Linked DNA regions of Homo sapiens: region 1 is linked to region 2. Evidence: chromatin contacts called from ENCODE Hi-C or POLR2A ChIA-PET data. All regions are on one chromosome and are shown on one strand. The core of a region is the stretch at or near the end of the contact, and the rest is flanking DNA. Distances in the headings are between cores, read along the strand shown. Region 1 overlaps NIPAL4-DT (NIPAL4 divergent transcript). Region 2 overlaps CYFIP2 (cytoplasmic FMR1 interacting protein 2).

The links. A loop is a pair of places that touch in the nucleus more often than their neighbours do. ChIA-PET counts read pairs that join two places held with the same protein, here RNA polymerase II (POLR2A).
Region 1: POLR2A ChIA-PET joins it to region 2 with 15 read pairs in BJ. The contact joins two enhancer-like sites. A Hi-C loop is called at or near these places in 3 of 168 maps with a recorded cell type or tissue (PC-3, PC-9 and sigmoid colon). POLR2A ChIA-PET finds 5 or more read pairs at or near these places in 9 of 52 experiments (A549, AG04449, BJ and 6 more).

Annotation. Positions count from the first base shown.
Region 1 is chr5:157,445,226-157,452,422 of GRCh38, forward strand. The region is part of intron 1 of NIPAL4-DT (NIPAL4 divergent transcript); the gene reads right to left. Among named protein-coding and RNA genes, the nearest start is that of NIPAL4-DT, 11 kb to the right of the region's middle. Within about 2 kb of position 4,442, at least 13 of the 41 ENCODE cell types and tissues checked have a DNase peak (open chromatin) inside an H3K27ac peak, as active enhancers do.
Region 2 is chr5:157,383,842-157,391,064 of GRCh38, forward strand. CYFIP2 (cytoplasmic FMR1 interacting protein 2) reads left to right here. Exons shown (of 31, transcript NM_001037333.3): 29 at 5,348-5,586; 30 at 6,680-6,827. All of the region lies in intron 1 of NIPAL4-DT (NIPAL4 divergent transcript), which reads right to left. Among named protein-coding and RNA genes, the nearest start is that of FNDC9, 42 kb to the left of the region's middle. RefSeq lists an enhancer at 6,206-7,223. Within about 2 kb of position 1,319, at least 15 of the 41 ENCODE cell types and tissues checked have a DNase peak (open chromatin) inside an H3K27ac peak, as active enhancers do.

The sequences.
Region 1 (7,197 bases), core at 3,192-5,691, 65 kb after region 2:
AAAGGGAACCCAAAGCCCTAAAAGGAAATTTCTAACCTTAGGGGATCCGTGAGCACGCGCAAATTACAGGCACATATATATGTATTTTGCTTTACTTCTTCAGAAAACAGTGAGTAGTAGACAGCCTCAGATTCTCAAACTTCTGCTCTAAACTGGCAACATTTAAAGAGTCTATTTGGGAACTTTGGGGAACCCAGTACTCTCCTATTGGTGAAAATGAGAGAGGATGCAGCCCTGTTTCCTGACGCTGATGTAACGAATTACCACCAAATTAACAGCAACACAAACGTATTATCTTACAATTATGGACACCAAAAGACATAAGTCTCTTAACTTAGTCACCAGACGAGAATCAATGTGTCGGCAAAGCTGGTTCTTTCTGGAGCACCAGGGAACAATTCGCTTCTCACTGTTTCTTGCTTCTAGAGGCTGTTGGCTCTTGACTGCATCACTTCCATCCCCGCTTCCGTCCTCACATGACCTTCCCTGCTGACTCCGACCCATCTGCCTTCCACTTATAAGGACCCTTGTGATTACATTGGGTCCACCTGGAAAACCCAGGGCCCTCTCCCTGTCTCAGGATTTTTAACTTAATCACGTCTACAGAATCTCTTTTACAACGTAAGGTAACAAATTTGCAGGTTTAAGGGTCAAGACATGGGTGGGGAATGTGAATATTCAGCCTACCAGAAGCGCTTTGAATAGTCATATCCTTTAACCCAGCAATTCCACTTGCAGAGTTTATCCTACAGGCTAAACTGTATAAAGAGGTAATGTCCACACAGCAGAGTTTATAATATTTAAACCTGGAAACAACCTGTTCTACTGATAATCAGTAGAAACGTAATTAAATAAGCTAGCAATATTTGTACATTAGCATATTCTAAAAAGATGCAGTATTCTAAAAATAAGTATATTCATATGTACTAATATGAAAAAGTCTCTAAGTCAGTTGCTAGGATAAAAGCAACCTGAAATAAAAGCTGTATAATGTGACTCCGTGTTGTGGTATGCATATATAATTTCTGGATGTATATCACAGAATCTGTTAATGGTGGTGACTACCTCTTGTGTGTAGGATAGCCAGGGTACTTTTATGCTTCATTTTACACCCTTCTGAACTGCAGTTTATTTTTTAACCAATTATAACATACAATTTTAAAATTTTATGATTTGGCTGGGTGCAGTGGCTCACGCCGGTAATCCCAGCACTTTGGGAGACTGAGGTGGGCATATTACTTGAGGCTAGGAGTTTGAGAACAGCCTGGCCAACATGACAAAACGCGTCTCTACTAAAAATGCAAAAATTATCTGGGCATGGTGGCACACGCCTATAAACCCAGCTCCTAGGGAGGCTGAAGCAGGAGAATCACTTGAAGCCAGGAGGCAGAGGTTGCGGTGAACCAAGATTGCGCCACTGCACTCCAGCCTGGGCCACAGAGGGAAACTGTGTCTCAAAAAAAAAAAAAAAAAAAAGTCTTGCCAAATTTCTTTTGGTCATTCTGAGGGCTGGAAATGTTCCATATCTTATCTGAATGGTAGTTACGAGGGTGTATGCATATATGAAAACCCACTGATCTCCACACTTAACATTTCTGCACTATTCTCTGTGAAGTTCTGGTTCAATAAAAAATGCGCATTCAAAAATATAGGATGTTCTCCCCCCTTTGGCCAAAAACCAAGGGTTATTGACCTGTATCCTTCTGAAATTCAGTGCAAAAGTGATGTGTGCCTCTTTCTGGGCAAGTGTTGACCCTTTTTGTCAGATTCTTAAAGGGATTTGGAGCTCCTAAAAAGTTAAAAATTACCAGTGAGGGCCTTCCCTAAAATAAAGACCACTTACTTCTGGTTTTGTTGGGGTTTGACTAAAGGTCAGACCGCTCTGTCAGAACAGGCTTTCTGGAAATGCAGACCTTGAGATAGGTAAGCACCAACGTATTTAATGGGCTGGCTACAGAATAAACAGCTACATTTTTCTTTGGGGAGCAAAATGCAGATAATTATCACCACTTAAGCTTTAGTGCAACTGTGTAAAAAGGCGCGGCTTTTTATTGGCCCAGCGCCTTTGTGTGCAACCAATCCTGAGGTGGGCGGCTGTGTCCCCGCCCTGGTGGGCGGAGCTCTTCCCAGCCCAGGGGCCTTTGCCCATCAGGCGGTTCCGCCTGGCACTGGCTGGGCGGAGGTCCTTGGTAGCAGAGGGGCAAATTAACCCTCTGCCTCACTTGACAAGCCTGAAGAAAGCTTAACCCACGCTCTGGATTCCTCTGGGGTCCCTTATCCAGGCCAGGCCCGCAAACCAGAATTTCCAGTGTGACCGTGTTGGCAGAGAGTTAATGAGCAGCCAAGGAAGCTGTGGCTGTTGCTGTTGTAGACTTGCCCCAGAGGGAAGGACAGAAGAACGCCAGGTCCTTCCTTAGCCTCTCTGCTTGGAACGAGGCAGGTGGGAAGGGTGCATCTCAGTAAGTGGAGGCTAGACATGAGATTGGAAGCCTCAAGGGAAGGGAATCGGGAAAGTGAAACCCTAACCGCATATATTGAGTTTATTTGGATGGATACCAGTCCCTGTGCCACATAAATGTTTTACATAAAAGAATGGGCTCTGAAGCCAGGCTCAGCCAATTCGTAGCTGTGTCGACTCCGGCAAGTTGCTTATCTTCTGTATTAGGATCCCCCTCCATAATATGGCATAACAGTAGTGCCACCCCCAATCTCCAGTTTAACTTCTAAGCTGGCCCCTGCCTCACCCTCTGATTTTTTTTTAAGATTGAGATATAATCCACTTACCATGAAGTTTATCCTTTTAAAGTGTACAATTCAGTGGTTTTTAGTATCTTCACAAAGTTGTGCAACGATTTCCACTAATTCCAGAACTTTTTTTTTTTTTTTTTTTGAGACAGAGTCTCACTCTGTCACCCAGGCTGGAGTGCAGTGGCGCAATCTCAGCTCACTGCAACATCCGCCTCCTGGGTTCAAGCAATTCTCCTGCCTCGGCCTCCTGAGTAGCTGGGATTACAGGCACCCGCCACCACGCCTGGCTAATTTTTTGTATTTTTAGTAGAGACGGGATTTCACTGTGTTGGCCAGGCTGGTCTTGAACTCCTACCTCGTGATCTGCCCGCCTCGGCCTCCCAAAGTGCTGGGATTACAGGTGTGAGCCACCGCATCTGGCCCAGAACACTTTTATCATTCCAAAACCAAGGGTCCCCCCCAGCAGTCACTCTCCATTCTCCACTCCCCTCATCCCCTGGGGCCATTCATTTACTTTTTGCCTTTGTTGATTTTCCTCTTCTGGAGATTTCATAGAAATGAAATCATATATGTGGCCTTCTGTGTCTGGTGTCTTCCACTTAGCATAGTGTTTTCAAGGTTCATACATGTTGTCTCCCATGTGCGTCTCAATACTTCATTGCTTTCTGTGGCTGCCATGGCACGGATGTGCCACATTTTGTTTCTTCATTCATCAGTTAATAGATATTTGGGATGTTCCCATTTTTTGGCTTTTATGAATAATGCTGCTATGAACCAACATTCATGTACAAGTTTTTGTGTGGACATAGGTTTTCATTCATTTAAGTGTATAGTAGGGTTGGATAATTTTATCTTATACTATTCTCCCCTTCTGCATCATAAGGACCTTCTTTCTGTCCCTCAAGCAAACCACGCTCACTCCCACCTCAGGGCCTTTGGCCTAGCTGTCCCCTCTGTCTGGAAGTCTATTCCCCCAGATTGCTGCATACAGTTCACTCCTTATCAGTCAGATCTCAGTTTAAATATCACCGCCTCAGTGAGGCTTTCCCAGACCATTTTATTCATTCTCTGACCCTTACCCTATTTTATTTTCTCTATATCCATTATTACACTCTGATCTTTTTTTTATTTCTTTACTTGTGTCATATCTGCCCCTTCTATTAATAGAAATGAGCTCCATGAGAGCAGGTAACTTGTCTATTATGACATTAGCTATCCCTGGCTGCTAGAACAGTGCATGGCATGTAGTAAGCATTTATTAAACATTAGCTGTTATTCATACTTCACAGCACACTTAGAAAGTAGGTACCATTATTATGCACGTGTTACAAATGAAGAAACTGAGACTCAAAGGAATTAAGTGACTTGGCCAAAATTATGCAACTGGGAAGTGTCATAGCCTGGGTTTGGTGCCAGTACTATCTGGCTCAAAAGCTGGTGCTCCTTGTACGATGCTATACTGCTTATTTCAGCTCCTTCTTCCAGACTGATCTAGCCTCAAATTGTCAGTTCCAACAAGGATTCCTCTGGGCGTCGGAGACAGGGAGAAGAAACAGAAATGTGGATATTGTCTGATCTGGCCACACCCAAGAGGCCTGGCCCTGGAACTGGTAGGGGAGGGAGGACAGGAGCTGTCACCTCCTGGGAGCTTTGGCTGGAAAACAGCCCTCTCCAGAGCTGCAAGCCAAGGCCTGGCCTCCCTCCAGCAAGGCCCTGTGAGCCCCGGCAGGCAGCAGGCGCTCTCAAACAGCAGGCCTCCGGTACCATGTATACTCAGGTGGACTTCCTTTTATGCAAAATTCCAACAGGCATACTGATAACTAACTTCATGTGTGGTGCTGTTCTAAATACTTTTCATGTATTAACTCACTGGTTCCCCAAATTAGCATCATGAGGTATGTATCATATTACCTCATGTAACTGATGAGGAGATTGAGGCCCAGGATGGTTAAGCAAACTGCTCAAGGTCACAAGGCTCAAGAATGGTGGAGGCAGGATATAAACTCACGTTATTTGACTTGAGTTTCCTTCTTTTACTTGCCACTCTACCCTGCATCTCAGCAATGGATTTGAGAATAAGTCTTCATTTACAAAAGTATTTACTACTGGATAGCTGTGCGACCTAAGCTCTAAACTCAAAGCTTTCTGGCCCTTAATTGCCTTATGTGCATAAATGGACAAGAATCAGCTTCTCTTCTATGTGTGTTCTTTAGAAAAACATGCTAATATGTATTATGGCGGGGGGCAGGGTTAAGCTAAATTAGGTGGAACTCTTTGCAGCAGGATTTATCAGTGCCTTTAATATGCTAATGTACAATGGGCCTCTTCAAGAGAGGAGCTGAGGATATAGCATTTCTCAAACTTTATTGAACACAGAACGATGTGGAATAGTATTCCATGGAACACAGATTGGTAAACACTCATTTTAGAAGTTTATTTGGGCTAGGCACAGTGGTTAATCCCTGTAATCTCAGCACTTTGGGAGGCTGAGACAGGAGGATCACTTGTGCCCAGGAGTTCAACACTAGCCTGGGCAACATAGCAAGACCCTGTCTCTTCAAAGAATTAATTTAAATAAAAAATAGCCAGGTGTAGGGGCACTCGCCTATAGTCCCAGCTACTCGGGAGGCTGAGGCAGAAGGGTCACTTGAGCCCAGGAGTTAGAGGCTGTAGTGAGCTATGATTGCCCCACTGTACTCCAGCCTGGGCAATATAGCAAGACCCAGTCTAAATATTAAAATAAAAAGAGTTGTTTGCAGGAAAAAAGTCATATTTCCTGAAATCGGAGAGAATTCTCTTCTTTCTCCCTATTTTCACCTGCTAGAAAAAAAGGAACTTATAAACAATCATCAACTCCTTCAAGCCTGCAGGAGACTTTTGGTTAATATGGAGATGAGGAAAGGGAACTCATTTGCTGAGCATTTACTATATGCCAGCTCTGTGACTAAGACTTAGATTTTTTTTCATGATTCTCAAAACAGCCCTTTGAAGGAGGTTTTATTTGAAGAAGGTAGGATAATGTTGCAGATGAAAATGTAGGCTTTGGAGTCTGATAAACATGAGTTTGCATCTTAGCTATGTTACTTGATAGCTATAGCTGTGTGAACTTGGGCAAGTTGCTTAACTGTTCTATGCTTCAGTTTTCTCCTTGGCAAAATGGATAACACAACATCTACCTAATATGGTTATCATGTGGCTTTGCTGATATAATGCATGAGAGGCACTTACATAGAATCTGCACATAGTAAGCATACAGTAAGAAGTCACTGCATTGCCGGGCGCTGTGGCTCACGCCTGTAATCCCAGCACTTTGGGAGGCCAAGGCGGGTGGATCACCTGAGGTTGGGAGTTCGAGACCAGCCTGACCAACATGGAGAAACCCCATCTCTACTAAAAACACAAAATTAGCCGGGCGTGGTGGCACAAGCCTGTACTCCCAGCTTCTCGGGAGGCTGAGGCAGGAGAATCGCTTGAACCCAGGAGGCGGAGGTCGTGGTGAGCCAAGATCATGCCATTTCACTCCAGCCTGGGCAACAACAGCAAAACTCCATCTCAACAACAACAACAACAACAACAAAAGAAGTCACTTTATTATATCATTATCCTCATCATTATTCGTGTTTTACAGATCATAGAGCAGAGACCCAGAAAGGGTAAGTAACTTACCTAACGCCACACAGCTATTGTGTGTGGCTAAATTGAGACCCCTACACAACCCCAAACCTGCTCTTTCTCTCCAGGATCCCTGAAGGAGGCTAAGCCAATTTTATCTGAACTTGCAAATAAAACCTCTCTTCCTCTCCATGCCTCACATCACATGCCACTCAGGAGTGAGTGGGAATTTCCCCTTGGAACTCAGACCCTACCACCCATGCATAAGCATTCAGACCCACTTGGCAACAGCATGCCCATGGCCTAAGGCCCTGACAAATGGGTCTGGAGAACTGAGAAAGTCCTGAACCTATAGGCAACCCTTTATGAGCCTCTCTATACAGGGAGCATTCCATAAATGCCATGGCCAGTGCACATGCTGTATGCATAAGAAGCCACATGGCCCCTGCTGTCAACCTGGGATCTTCCAAGTCCTAGCATAGGTGGGGGATGCCTCCGCGGCTGTCACAGGGGAGGGGCAGCAAAGAGACAACATGGAGGCCGAGGGGGCAAGGTTCTAGGCTCTGGGCCTGAATCAATGAAAGCAGTTGCTCTTGAAATAAGTTCATATGTTGCCCTTCCATGTAACTTTCTATTTGAAAAAAAGGCTTGCTGTCTACCCCCATATCACCAAAAAAAAAAAAAAAAAAAAAAAAGTTTTAAGCACCACTGATCTAGTTCTTCATTTCCATTGGGTATATTGGGAAGATAGGCCCAAATGGAAAGGAACTGCCACAGGTCCCAGTGTGTTAGTGACAGAACAGGGACCGGAACTGATATCTCCTGTCTGTTTTTATA
Region 2 (7,223 bases), core at 69-2,568:
CACGTATGTACTTAATACATAATGAAAAGGCAAAATTAGATCTTGTTGCATCAGTGTGGATAGATCATAGGCACAGTCAATTGGATGAAGCAAGCTGCACTACAGTTCATGCAGGATGATGGCTTTTTTTAAATGCACACAACAAAACCATATAAAACTCTTCTGAAAATGTCTGGAATGATGTCTACCTAGTTTATCATGGTGGCAACCTCTGAAGAGAGATGAGATAGAATAGAGTGGGAGAGAAAGAAGACTTCAGCCTTTTCTGTAGTGTTCTAACAAGGGTGAATGAGCTTATATGTTATTCTGTAATTGTTAAAAACCAGTACGAGTCACGATGAACATCAAGATGAGTAAGACAGGACCCCTGCCTTCAGAGAATTCAGATTATGCAGGGAGCAGGAAGGAAGAGAAATAGGGGGAGAGCGGAGAAACAAAAGGCATGTGCTATCTCCTTTCAAGTTGATTTCAGCAAGCTTCACATTTTGGGGGCAGGCAGGGGAAGAATTCTAGAAGAGAAACAGGGTATTCTAGTGAGACAAGCCAATGCTGACTGTTTAAGAGATTTAGGATTGAAATCTGCTTTTGAACTCGCATTCCGGCGGTCCTCTTTGGTGTTCTCACCAAGGGCAAAAGGACTCAAATCCTCAGCGGAGGACAGAAGGTGGCCTCTCTTCTGGCAAAACATGGTAAGTATTTTTGGAGCACGATGCAAAGCCTCATCTGCACAGACGTCATGCTGAGGAAGCCACCCCAGCCCGGCCCCCGCATGCCACCAACCTCCTTCTGAAAATGGTGATTAAAAGCTAATCATGGGGCCGGGCGCGGTGGCTCACACCTGTAATCCCAGCACTTTGGAAGGCCGAGGCAGGCGGATCACCTCAGGTCAGGAGGTCGAGACCAGCCTGGCCAACATGGTGAAACCCCAACTCTACCAAAAACACAAAAATTAGCCAGGCGTGGTGGCGGGCACTTGTAATCCCAGCTACTTGGGAGGCTGAGGCAGGAGAATTGCTTGAACCCAAGAGGTGGAGGCTGCAGTGAGCTGAGATCATGCCACTGCACTCCAGCCTGGGCAACAGAGCAAGACTCCATCTCAAAAAAAAAAAAAAAAAAAAAAAAGCAGCTAATGGTGGTTGGGTTCTTTGACTCACCAGAGAGAGAACTCAGATACTGTAGAGCACACACATTTTCTTTTTTGGCCTGCAGAGGCTAAACAGAGGAGATCCTCTCCAGTGATTTCCTTTTAGGGAGAAAACCCAGTGAGTGACATGTGAATGTGTCTGCTCCACTGCTGCTGTCATCCTGCAGGCATCCCGCCTCTCACTCCGAAGTCTGGCATGTGTTTCCACTTAGAGGACTGTGAATTCCTTCCCTGTTCTGGTGAACACCATTTCCTTGGGACTGATAGAAATCTCAGTCTGTCAAATGCCTAGTGTTTAACAAATAAAAGCCTAGACATTCTGTGAGACAGGAAATGCTAGTTTTATAAGTCTCCCATTCCTCAAGAAATAGTCCAAAACTTAGTCATTCCATGAACCAAAGAAAAGTTAACAAAATATTAACTTCTGAGAAGGTTTGGGCACAGGGTACTCGTAAGATATCTAGGAGGTGACAGAGGAAGTCTGCAACATATTTAAAGCCGGGAAGCTTGAGCAGTATTGCATTCTTTGCATTTGTTTGAGACAAATTGAAGTGACCTGGTTTGTTGCCCCACACTATCACCAAGAAGAAAAACTTGGGGCTGGGGGAGGTTAAAAGACAGGGATCCTTGTCCCTTCTCCACCCCTGAATTATCTAGTGCAAGCCATTTTTCTCAATCTTTATTTTACCATCTATGTAATGGGATCATAGCTGCTTTACCTGCCTTTCTTGTTATCACGAGCAAATAATAGAAGCATAAGAATTCAAAAAACATTGAGGTTTTTGAGAAGGAATATTGTTACATATTCCTTCTCAAAGTTATAGAGAAGGAATATTGATGATTCCGGCACAGCTTCACAAATGTTTTCTCTATCCCCTTGTTAAACTCACATAAGAAGGGCAGAAAGAGAAATACTCCCCACCGAGGGGAATAGAAAAGAAATGGATAAAAGCTATGTTAAACACTCCCCTCCCTACATAACACCAAACTGCAAATTGAGGGTATTTGCAGGAAGCGAGCTATAAAGCACATTTTCAAAGCAAAGAGAAAATGATAGACATACCAAAAGACAAGATGTGAAAGAAAACTCACAACATAAAAAAATACAATGTTAACACACACGGAAAAGTATCTGGCCTTACCAGTAATCAGTGAAATGCACATTCAAAGAATGAGGTAAAATTTTTAAAATTTTTCATCTCAAGTTGATGAAGACTATTTCTGAATGGAATAATTTTATTATTATTATTGAGACAGGGTCTTTGCCTGTCACCCAAGCTGGAGTGCAGTGGTGTGATCACAGCTCACTGCAGCCTCAGCCTCCCAGGCTCAAGCAATCTTCCTGCCTCAGCCTCCCGAGAAGCTGGGATGACAGGCGCACAACACCATACCTGGATAATTTTTTTTTTATTTTTATAGAGATGAGGTGTCACTATGTTGCCCAGTCTGGGATACAGGAGTATTCATGAGGGTACAAGGAACAGGCTTCACACAGGTAGATGCACACGGATCAACTTTCCTTGAGAATAGTTTGCCACTGTATAGCAGATGCCTTTTACAATATTTATACTCATTGACCCTTCAGTTACTAAGTATTCATCCTAACAAAATGCTCAGCGGTAGCTCACACGATGTTATGTATAAGGATGGTGGGCTGGGCATGGTGGCTCACACCTGGAATCCCAGCACTTTGGGAGGCCAAGGTGGGTGGATCATGTGAGGTCAGGAGTTCAAGACCAGCCTGGCCAACGTGGTGAAACCCCATCTCTACTAAAAATGCAAAAATTAGTCGGGCGTGGTGGCCCACGCCTGTGATCCCAGATACTCAGGAGGCTGAGGCAGGAGAATGGCTCGAACCCGGGAGGTGGAGGTTGCAGTAAGCCGAGATTGCGCCACTGCACTCTGGCCTGGACAGCAGAGTGAGACTCTGTCTCGAAGATTTAAAAAAAAAAAAAAAAAAAAGGATGGTGTCTTTAGAATTGTTCATAATTGTGAGTTTGTAAACAATTTAAGATAACCAAGTATATACGACTAAATGAATTATATCAATGACCATTAAATGTAGTCATTCCTTCACAATATTGAAAGAAATAAGTTGAAGTTACTGATATATTAAGAAAAAAGCAACATAGTAATATGACTCAAATTGTTAAATATACATGTATACATTCACATACCTAAACAAATCATACATATTTTAAGAATGCTCATCTCTGGGTAATGAGGTTTATGAAATATTTTTATTTTCTTAGAACTTTTTTTTTCTTTTTTCCTAACCACTAGGCCACCAGGAAAGGACAAACACTTTTCAAAGGAAAGGGAGAAAGCTCCTGTGTCATTCAAGGCCCTTTTCATTGGCTGTAGTGGGTGGGGGGCACCAGAGTTCAAAGTCTGTCTGCAGATTGATAACCTCAGTTGCCAGTTTTTCTATTCCCCCTTCCAGGACTGTCTGACCCTGAGGACTGATTCAAATTAACCAAATGCACAGTAGATTAATTAGTAAACCAGAACTTTGCATTAATTTGCAAAATATTCATGGCTTGAGAACAAATTGGGGTCTTTTATTTACTGAGCGTCTCCCCTGTACCAGACATTCTCTTTCTGAAATGGGGAGCCCTTTCTGGGGCCAAATAGAACAGAGTAAGAACAAATAAAGAGAATACAAACAGACTCAAACACAGGCTCAGGATTTTTTTTTTTTTTTTAACACAAGAGATATTTTTAGCTAACTATGGCAATCTGAGCAGTTCCCTCTCTGCTCCCAAGCTGTTCCTGCCAATGAAATCAGGATGAGTCACCGGGAATCAGGGTTCCCTCTCCTTCGTGTTTAAAACACACATTGGCAAGCTACTTCTCCAATTCATCTTTTTCCTAGATTTCTTTCAGTTGGTAGTTGTCATGACAACTACACTCATGGTCCACATTTATAAGAGACTCCTGCATTGGTGTCTCCTGATTTCCTTCCCTTCATGGATTCACTTAAAAGTCACCCTCTCTTCCTGGGGGCCTCCAGGGAGTGAGCTTCCGGGGTAGGTCAGGCAGGTGCCTCCCAGCCACCCTGTAAAATGGCTCCTTGGTGAAACCTCCCACTGGGGAGCTGATCCCATAAGTCCCCTTCTGTGGATCTCTCAGTGTGAGAAGCCTGCCTTTTTTAGCTTTGTTCACAGATTTGGAGACCTTACTTTAACCTCAGATTTTAACATTTACCTTACTTTGCAGATAGCTTTCAGGACCTCTACCCCTACATGTTTTGACTCATAACATGTGTAGTAATGTGTTTTGACATCTAGTCTGTCTAGCCAGCTGCTTATTAGATATGCAGTAGCCAGAACCCAGATGAAAAGCCAGTTTACATTATTAATAGAGGTCATTTGTAACTGTCAAAGAAGCACTTCTAGAGGAAATAATTATCTGAAATCATGGGCAAGTTTTAAAAGTAACATATGCTCATTGTAGCACATTCAACTGTACAGAAGTATTTAAAGTCAAGAGTGACAATCCCACTCACTACTCCAAGCCCATCTGTTCCCACAACTGATGTTAGTCCTTCTAAAATATGCTTTACACACACACATCACACATACTTTCATCTGTGTGATTGTACATTGTCAATGTTTTTAAGTAGAATTGTAGTATACATTCATTTCTGCAATTTGTTCTATTTACTTTACAACTTAACCAATAGATCTAGACTACTGGGTCAAGTGTGAGCTTTAACACTCACTGGCTGCCTCTCTGAACCTTAGTTTCTTCGTCTGTAAAATGGGGAGAGTAATGGCATCTACCTCATGGGATGGAATGGACTCAATACCTATCAAGTGCTTAGAACAGGGCCTGCTTTATTACCCACACTCAGAAAGCATAAGCTAGTAGTAATTATAGTAGAAGCAGTAGTACTACTAGTAGTATCATGTCAGTCTTTTCAATGGCTATCCAGAATTCATTATGTGGGTAAATCATAATTTTAAAAATTAATCCGCTACTGATGGTGCCTGGATTTTACTTAACACCAGTAAGACTTACCATGAAACTTCCCTGCTGTTGCATTCAGGATCATCAATTTTGTGCCCTGCTCTGAACAAGACCAGTTCTGGTGAACCAATTTCAGGTGCAGCCAGCTCCAGAGTTCGGGAATCTGTGGTGGGAGGTGGCAGATGGGCTCTAAGATGTGGATAGAAGGTGTATGTGCCCTTCTGTTTCCAGCAAATCGCCATTGCTCGCGAGGGTGACCTCCTGACCAAGGAGCGGCTGTGCTGTGGCCTGTCCATGTTCGAGGTCATCCTGACCCGCATTCGGAGCTACCTGCAGGACCCCATCTGGCGGGGCCCACCGCCCACCAATGGCGTCATGCACGTCGATGAGTGTGTGGAGTTCCACCGGCTGTGGAGCGCCATGCAGTTCGTGTACTGCATCCCTGTGGGAACCAACGAGTTCACAGCTGAGTGAGTACCCCCCAGAGAAGGCAGGGTTACCCCCAACCTGCCTGTGCTCCTGCAAGTCATGGGGCTGCCAGAGTTCAGCCAGAAACGTGGGCAGGGGGTGGGGGTGGTTGGCCAACAACTACTTTGTTGAGTGTGTTGAGCTGACTGCATTGGCAAGAAAGAGCCCAGTAAGGGTTTGATAGTAAGACCCTCACTGCCTGCCTCACCCCCACTACACTGTACTACTGGAAAATGAGGAGCCTTTAGGAGTCCTTAGAGCAGACAGCAGAGCTAGTTCTTCCTGCCCTCACCCAGCTACATGTCTAGGACAGAGTGGAAAGGCAGACAAGGCCTCCCCTCCAGCAGCCAAGAGCTCTAGGAAAAAGGCGTGGTGGGGAGAGGAGGCTTCCTGGAGAAAGTGGTGTTGATGAAGCTGTTTCAGAGCAGCGCTAGCCTGTAGGCTTCCAGTACAGTGATGGGGAACTGGGGACACCTGCCCGGGTTGGGGCTGCTGCTTGAGGACAAAAGAGACAGCCAAAGGATGACTCTACTGCCATCCAAATTGCCTAGGTCTCTTGAGAGTTGGGGGCCAGGCCTCTTGAGAGTTGGAGCTTTGTCAGAACCAAAAGGACTCAGCCTCAACCCCAGCAGCATCTGCCCACCATGGCCTGTCCCTTCCCTTTCAGCCTGCTTCTGGCCAGTTGGCCTCCTGGTTTGAAATGGCCCCTCACCTGCTAGGTGTTCTTTTAGCTCCTTTAGAGAGTCAAGACAGATTCTCCTTTGACCTGCACGGAGTAATCAGCCACATACATCTCAACAGCTGGGTGGGTTTTTCCTTGCAAATTCAGAGCGTCTTTAGAGCTGATTTTTTTTTTTTTTACATTAGTGATGCAAATGTAATTTGTGGCCGGAAGGACTTATGACATAACTACCATCCCTGCAACTAATGAACCCACCCTCACAGCTTCCTTTGTACCCATTTTATAGGTTAAGAGACTTGGCCCAAAGACAGGCCTGCTTAGTAGCTGTACTCCTGGCCCAAGATGAGGCTCCCTCCCTCCCTGCCCTCCTCCCCCGACCTCTCACTCCAGCTGCTTCCTCCCCCTGCTCCCAGGCAGTGTTTCGGCGATGGCTTGAACTGGGCTGGTTGCTCCATCATTGTCCTGCTGGGCCAGCAGCGTCGCTTTGACCTGTTCGACTTCTGTTACCACCTGCTAAAAGTGCAGAGGCAGGACGGGAAGGATGAAATCATTAAGAATGTGGTGAGCAGGCTGGTGGCTAAGGCCTGGGAGGTGGGGCTGGGCTGACAACCAGGCTTTTACCAGAAAAGCAAACAAGGAGGAGCTGCTTGTGAAGGCCAGCTCCCCACACGGCAAGTACAAAGATACTATAGGCTGGGGACCTGCTTAGAGGAAGTCGTGAGGTCGTGAGTCACCCACTCATCACCTACTGCCATGAATCAGTTCACCCCGAAGGGCAGGGCTGGGCTCCAGACCGGGAGCACATCTTCCCTGTCCCAATCAGACTCTGCTGATGCCAGTTTCTCACCTGTACAAATATTCACCAAATACCAGAGTTGTACGGGGCACCTGGATGGGATAGGTACTGGCGTGGGGTGAGCCAGGCTGCTATGGGAAGGGAGAGAAGGACCCTTAAAC